2 separate regions of the Homo sapiens genome follow, and region 1 is linked to region 2. The links are chromatin contacts, found by Hi-C or POLR2A ChIA-PET in ENCODE. All regions are on one chromosome and are shown on one strand. Each heading gives the region's core, a stretch centred on a gene start or an enhancer-like site at or near the end of the contact. The rest is flanking DNA. Distances are from core to core; before and after follow the strand shown.

The links. Hi-C counts contacts between places; a loop is a spot of excess contacts on that map. ChIA-PET counts read pairs that join two places held with the same protein, here RNA polymerase II (POLR2A).
Region 1: a map of vagina shows a loop between it and region 2 (12-fold over the local background). The contact joins the enhancer-like site here to the promoter of LINC01016 in region 2. A Hi-C loop is called at or near these places in 1 of 168 maps with a recorded cell type or tissue (vagina). POLR2A ChIA-PET finds 5 or more read pairs at or near these places in 1 of 52 experiments (activated CD8-positive, alpha-beta memory T cell).

The regions. Positions count from the first base shown.
Region 1 is chr6:35,190,763-35,194,091 of GRCh38, reverse strand. It overlaps LOC112267955 (a long non-coding RNA gene), which reads left to right. Exons shown (of 3, transcript XR_002956343.1): 3 at 1,482-1,584. Among named protein-coding and RNA genes, the nearest start is that of SCUBE3, 22 kb to the left of the region's middle. Within about 2 kb of position 2,036, at least 2 of the 41 ENCODE cell types and tissues checked have a DNase peak (open chromatin) inside an H3K27ac peak, as active enhancers do.
Region 2 is chr6:33,894,932-33,898,447 of GRCh38, reverse strand. It overlaps LINC01016 (long intergenic non-protein coding RNA 1016), which reads left to right and starts at 1,541. Exons shown (of 3, transcript NR_038989.1): 1 at 1,541-1,629. All of the region lies in intron 1 of LOC105375026 (a long non-coding RNA gene), which reads right to left.

The DNA of each region.
Region 1 (3,329 bases), core at 787-3,286, 1.3 Mb before region 2:
TTTTACCTTGAGACAGAGTCTTGCTCTGTCACCCAGGGTGGAGTGTGATGGCATGATCTCGGCTCACTGCAACCTCCGCTTCCCTGCTTCAAGCAATTTTCCTGCCTCAGCCTCCTGAGTAACTGGAATTACAGGCACCTGCCACCATGTCCAGCTAATTTTTGTATTTTTAGTAGAGACGGGATTTCACCATGTTGGTCAGGCTAGTCTTGAACTTCTGACCTCATGATCTGCCTGCCCCGGCCTCCCAAAGTGCTGGGATTACAGGTGTGAGCCACAGCGCGCGGTTGACTCTGCTTTAAATATCATTATTGACTTCCTGGAATCATTCTGTGGGTGTTTCCTGTGAACCCAGATACCTGCCGACACCGATTTGTCCCCACCAGGGGTCTAGTGAGCACTTGAAGGCTGGTCACTTGATTTGACAACAGTGGGCAGGGGCAGGCACTAGACAGGCTCAGCCTTGCTCTGGGCTGAATGAGCACGCACCCACTGGGCACAGCATCCTCATTCCAAGCCACCCCAGACAGCTTTGCCTGCCTGGTGTCCCAGGGTTTGAAATTTCTGCCACCTACAGAGGGATTGCTTTGTGATTATTTTTATCCTCAAGATATTCCTTTGTTAAAATACAGGTAATTCCTAGAAGGAGGCCACCTGCTTCCAAGTTCTTATCTTGAGTCACAGCTTGTGGGATCTTAACCCTTCAATGGTCAGCTAATCCCTGGGTTGTTGCAGCCTCAAATGAGATCATATAGCTGAAAACGATTTCAACATTGTGAAGAGTAATATATAAGCAAAGGATTATTCTCAGTCAGTGTTGGAAGGTATTAGCAATTATCTCCCCACTTATTGAAAATGGCATTTGAAACAGGCCCCCAAAGAGTGAATCTCTAGTGATTGAATTCCAGACCACAAAGTAAGTCAAAGACATTTATGGTGCCAGGGGCAGGTACTTTTCCACTCAAAGCCTGCTGCCTAGGTGGCCACTGCCCGAATTCTAGGCCGGTTCTGACCACTGGAGTCTTGGAGCAAAGAAGGGGCTGTTCATGTGACTGAGCTGTTGAGTCCAGAGGCATAGAACAAGGAAGAGTCTTCGAAGCCTCTCATTTTACAGATGAGGAAATTGAGGCCCACAGAGAGAAAGTTGCTCACCCATCCAAAGTCAGGGAGCCTAAAGAGAAAATTATGCCTGGGCCAAAATAGCTGGGATGGGACTGGAGGCCAGGAGGAGGCCAAAGACAGGAGGGGACTGACCTCTCTTGGGGGCTGTCCCTATGCACACCCAGCACAGACGGAGGACTCCACTCAGCCTCTCATCCAGCCCTCCTCCCCCATTACCCTACCCCCACCTCCCAGTGCAACCAACCTCTCCTTGCCTGGGGCCACTCTGCCAAGAGGCCTCCCATCCAGGCCCGTGGCCCACAGAGAGAAAGTCCAAAACAATGCCTCTAAACTGAAAACATTTTTGTCTTTCTCCACAGAACAATGGCCATTAACAGGCATGGAACTGGAGCAGAAATGGAATGAACCCTAGGGGCCTGGGAGCCTGGAGGGGTGTAGGAGTGGGGAGGGGATTGGGGAGACAGGCGGCAGAGGAAAGCGCCTGCCCTCGCCTCCTCCCATCACCCCCTATACCCCTGTCCCTAATGAGGTGCTTCTGGCGGCACCTGACTTTTCCATTGCAAACACCACTTGACTCTCGGCCCTTCACACTCTCATGAGGTTCTAAGGGGCTGCACAGGCGCCGCCCACCCCAGCCATGCCCTGGGACTCACCACACACCAGGAAGGCCGGGAGCTGCAGCAAGGGGACAGCTTAAAACAGCCCCACCAACACCCCAAAGTGGGTCTCCCAGTTCCCCGAGAAGGCCTGGATGCCCTGCTGAAGGGTGAGCAGGGCCATGTGGGTGACTTGGAGGACCCAATTCCCCGGCCATGGGAACCCCCAGCCTGGGCTTTCTTTGGGGGTAGCTGAGACAACGAGCCCCCACCCAGAGCAGGAGATGACGCATTTTTTCTGTGGCCACAAGCCACTTTGACGGGTCCGCCCCACTGGGGAGCAACCGAAACCTCATCCCACCCAAAGCGGCCTTTGTCTGCACTACATATTTGTCTTATTTGGAAGATTTTTGTGGGTTTTCCTGTCTTTCTCCAGCGCTCACTGCCCTAAGGGGGACGAAGGCCATGGCGGAGCTGAGGGAAGGGGGTGAGAGGCATTCTTGGGGCGCTGTGCCTGGTGGTCTGCAGCACATTTGGGGGTGGGAGAGAAATCCACCCCACACACCCTCGGCGCCCCAGTGATGCCTTGGCCCCAGGCCACACTCTGGGCCTTGCCTGTCCTCTGTGGACTCGTGCCCCTCCTGGTCCTCCCAGAGCTGTTTCCTCTCCATCTTCTCTCAGCCTCCTCAGCTCACTCTCCAATACTTCTGTTTATTCCCTCATGTTCCATCCTTCCAGCCAGCTTGGCACCTCATCATTTCCTACCTCCCCCGTCATGGGACCCTCTGCTTTCTTTCTACCTGTCTGAATTCTGAAGACTCTCCCAGGGCTTGTTCCCCCATCTTGCCTCCTCCTGGGAGCCTCCCTGGACTACTGTAGCGCTTGGCAGGATCTCCTCCTTCTGAAATGTAAAAGTATGTGTTTTCTATCCTTTCTGTGATTCTAAACACACCCTGCCCCTATACCACCTGCCCAGCTAAATAGAGGCCAGAGGCCATGGCTTTTGTGCCTTGGCGTCCAAGCCCCATCCTGCCTTGTACAAAGCAATTGCTCAACTAATATTTGTTGGTTTGGGGCTTCTTAAGGGCTACCCATGAGATTACCAACAAATTAGAGAATTTCAGTGATGGAAGGGACCTAAGAGCTTGAATTCTTGCTAAGGGGTGTCTGGGTTCAGCTTACATACCTTTAATGACAGGGATCTTACCACTTCCTGGGGCAACCCATTCCCTTGCCTGTAACTCTGACCATAAGAAAGTTCTTCCCCACGTTGAGCTAAAACCTGCTGCCTTCTGGCTTTCCCCACCCTACTCCCAACTAGGTCACATCAAACTATTCCAGTCCTCTTTCCTCACGACCACCCTTCAGATATTTGAGGGCAGCAATCTCCTACCTCTGCAGTCTTTTCTTTTCCAGGGGGAAACACCTGTAGTCCTAACCTTCAGTGCCCCAATGCCCCTGATGACCATGGACTTTGGGTATTCCCCCCCACCCCTGTGCTGGGCCTCTCCCACATCCCTGCTGAACTCATTCTTCTCACAAAATCCCCCTTCTTTTGGGGTTAGGATGGATGTTACAAGCTTTCAAATGGGGCTTGCCTCCGTGTAGTGA
Region 2 (3,516 bases), core at 292-2,791:
TCTTCTACCTGAAAGGAGGAGCAGCCCCTTGAGGGCAGCACCTGCCAGTGAGTGTGGAGCCAGGCCACCCTGTCCTTACAAAACTCTTGCAATGTTTGATAGAGAGTAGACATCCGAGGGTATAAAGTACTTTTCCTGTGCATCTTCTCAATTCCCAGGTAGTCTCAGTGAGCTCGAACTATTCACCCAGAAAAGACAGTATGAACTAGCTTTACCCTGGGCCCCTGACCAGGCCTGGTGGTGGCAGCTCCAACTCCATGCAGACAGGAGCTGGGCTGCCCTACCTGGAGAAGCTAGCCACCTACTCTGCCCAGGAATGTCTTGGGTGTCCCCAGAAGGCCTGCTCCTTCCAAAGTTGAAAGCAATGGTGATCTGCTGAAGACACTGGAACTCCGCAGGAAACTGCTGAGCAAAGGAGGCAAGGAAAAGGATATTCTTGGAATATCCAGAAAACCAAGTCGGGAGGGAGATGCTTAAGGGAAGAGAAGGGGCTATCTCCTAGGGAGTGGTCTAGAATCTTCCCATCACTGACACCCAACTTCTGCCCATTATCGGAGGTGCATCTGTCCCTTGGTGAGGGACAGGTAAGGAGGACTCCAGCAGAGCCTCAGCAAACAAGAGCTGTCTGCCTGCTGCAGGGGAGGGTGTATGTGTGACAGGGAGGGTTGGAGAAGGGGCTGCCTTCCACCACTTGTAGTCCTAGGAATCCATGGACACCCTTATTGTGGCTGCGGGCCAGTGTTCCAGGGGCCCTTGTCCTGGGGTGGGAGGAAGGAGCTGTGAAGATGCCAGCCTACTAGGGACAGGGGTAGGACCAGGTGTGCAGCCTGGAACAAGGGACAGAGGGAGGAAGCAGCACCATCAGCACTTTTTCCTTAACACCTGGGTGTGGGTTTGGGTGTGCATTTCTTAGGCAAAGAGGCATCTCAGTGCATGTTTTAAGCTGCCATCTCCTCCTTTTAAGCCTCCTAGTTAATATCTGCTATGTGAATTATTTACTGGGAACAGATGTTAGAGTTTAAAGAGCACTGAGCAGAGATCTTTGGCTAATCAATTTATTTTAACAGGTTTAAGTCTTTACTACACACCCAATTGGAGATTTCCCTGCCACTGGAAGCCTGTGCTCCTACAAGCCTGTGTTACACATATTTCCAGCTCGCCCCAAGCTTGTTTCCTGCTCTTTAGCCCCTCCCCATCCTGGCCAAAGTGCCTCCTTCTCTTGGTATCCTATTTGATCTGCAGAAGTCTAATTTGACCTGGAGAAAGAATTTTTCCTCCTAACATCAGTCCTCAGGTTGGACTAAATGGTCACTCAGTGAGATCTGGCCATGTCCTTCTAGGCTTTGAGTCATGTTTGCTGAAGCCATGCCAGTAAAATATTTCTGGGATTGAGAAGAAGTCAGCCTGACATTTTAAACAAACAAGGGCTGCAAGACTAAAAGACCCATCTCTGCCTCTCCCCAGGGGCGTTTCTCACGGGGTGGGTAGGGAGGGCTTCGAAGCAGCCTGTGAAGTGTGGGCAGCTTGAAACACACGAGGCAGCAAATCCGAACAGGCAAAGGCCTCACTCTCCAGTGCAGTCTGGGAGGACTGATCAGGGAAGAACAGATCAGGGTGAAGAACAGAAAGGTGAGCTCTGATCCTGGAACTTCTTCCCTGCGCTCTGCCAGCTCCCACCTCGCCACCACCCTGGGTTCTGGAACCACGCCAAGCAGGGCAGAAACCGAAGTGCTTTTGGAAGTCCACAGGGATTCCCACACCCACCACAGCCCAATTTCATCTGCCCACAGTTGCTCCCTGAACTCAGTGGCTCTGCCGCAGCAGGGAGATGGTCTGAAGGACAGGCGTGGGGGCAGAAGAAGGTGAGTCACAGTGGGGTGATGCGCCTCACTACTAATCTATCTTCCCAACATCAATTCCACCCAGGGCCGTGGGCGAGGATCCCCTGGTGGTTCCGTACCATGAGGTTCTGTAGTTGCAGGGTGTGTTCTCCTCCTGCAAGTCCATCTTTACGCAGAAGGCTAAGGGAGGAGGTGGCCAAGAGGCTTGCTTCTGTTTTTGCCTGACCCCCCTGGGGTATCACTGTCCCAGGACCCCTTTTGACATAGCTATCTTATGTTTGGGGCTAAGGTTCATCTGTGGGTCCCACTGTAAATATTTATTGGAGACAAGTATCCAAGGAAGGAAGAAAACAGCAATAACTGAATATGTGGGTTTGCCACCCACAGGATGAGGCCAGGGAGGGTTTCTGTACAGGAACAGGTAGGTAGCTTGGGCTTGCAAGGGTCATACAAGGCGTGATGCCTTCAGACAGCTGACTCCCAAGTTCCATTTTCCCTGCACAGGTAAGGAACCATCACATACTTGACTTTGCCTCCCCAGAGGCCAACTGATGGGGAGGAATGGGCTTCCCTCGCTTCTTCTCAGGCAGAGCTGAGGTGACTGCATGGGGCTGGGGGCTCTGCCTCTCGCTGAAGTCCAGAAGAAAACATGCCTATGGCCTCAGACATGACAGAGTCTCCCTTGGCCTCGGCCAGTATTTGACAGTCTTAACCCCGCCTGTAGAGGTGCCTGTGAGAGGGGTTCTTGTTCCCAGCCCCTAACACAGATGCCATCAGGGACCACTGTCCAGAATTCTCTGATAGTTCTGGAGGGTTTTTGGAGCCCTAATCCCACTGTTTCTTTTCTGTTCTGCTTGTAACAGAGCTCATCTTCTGGGGACTTCTTTCAGTGGGCAAAGCAAGGGGTCATTGTCTGAGTGGGAGCCTGGGCCTCTGCCACATGGGCCAGGAAAAGCTCCCTAGGGTCCTTCTGCCCAGAGGGAATTTGGCCAGGCAGGTGAGGGAGAGTCTGCCTCCGAAGAGGGTCTGAGAAGCAGTCATATTGACCCAACCTTTGCGTGTGGCTTATTGACAGCATCAGCACCCATAGCCCTGATCCACGTCAGAGACTCCCCACTTCAAAGCTCTTAAAGCCCTCACAGCACACATGAGTTCCTGTGGTCCTGGGGCACCCAGTTGCCTCAGGTCTTTGCTAGGGTCTGTTTCCTGGGCCTTGTTGGGACCAAAGTTTCTGCCACAGCCAATGAAACAAGACCAAGAGGAGAACAGCACAGCATCCAGGGAAGGAGGGGGCCTGGAGGCCAACAAGGGCCATTGCCCCTGGTGGGCGGGCAGCTCCAGAGAGCACCAATGGCTGAGAGGCTCAAGTCCCCAGCAAGGCGGCAAGGCCCTTCACTTCTTTCCAAACCTAAGGCTCTATGCACCATCAGGACCATTTGATCCATGCAATTGGTTTCCACCTCAAAGACGTTTCCCTTTCAACTCTAAACTCGGCCGGGCAGGCAGGCTCAGGGCCCCTTTACTTTATGAAATTAACCAAGGCTGACTAGACAGGCAAGGATATGTAGTCTCCATACATTTTTTTTTAGGGAGCAAGAAGATACTTTTGTTGCCGGGGGGTCGGGGGGTGGGGGTCTTACGCCATGGCCCATAGACAATCGATGCCCACCCAGAA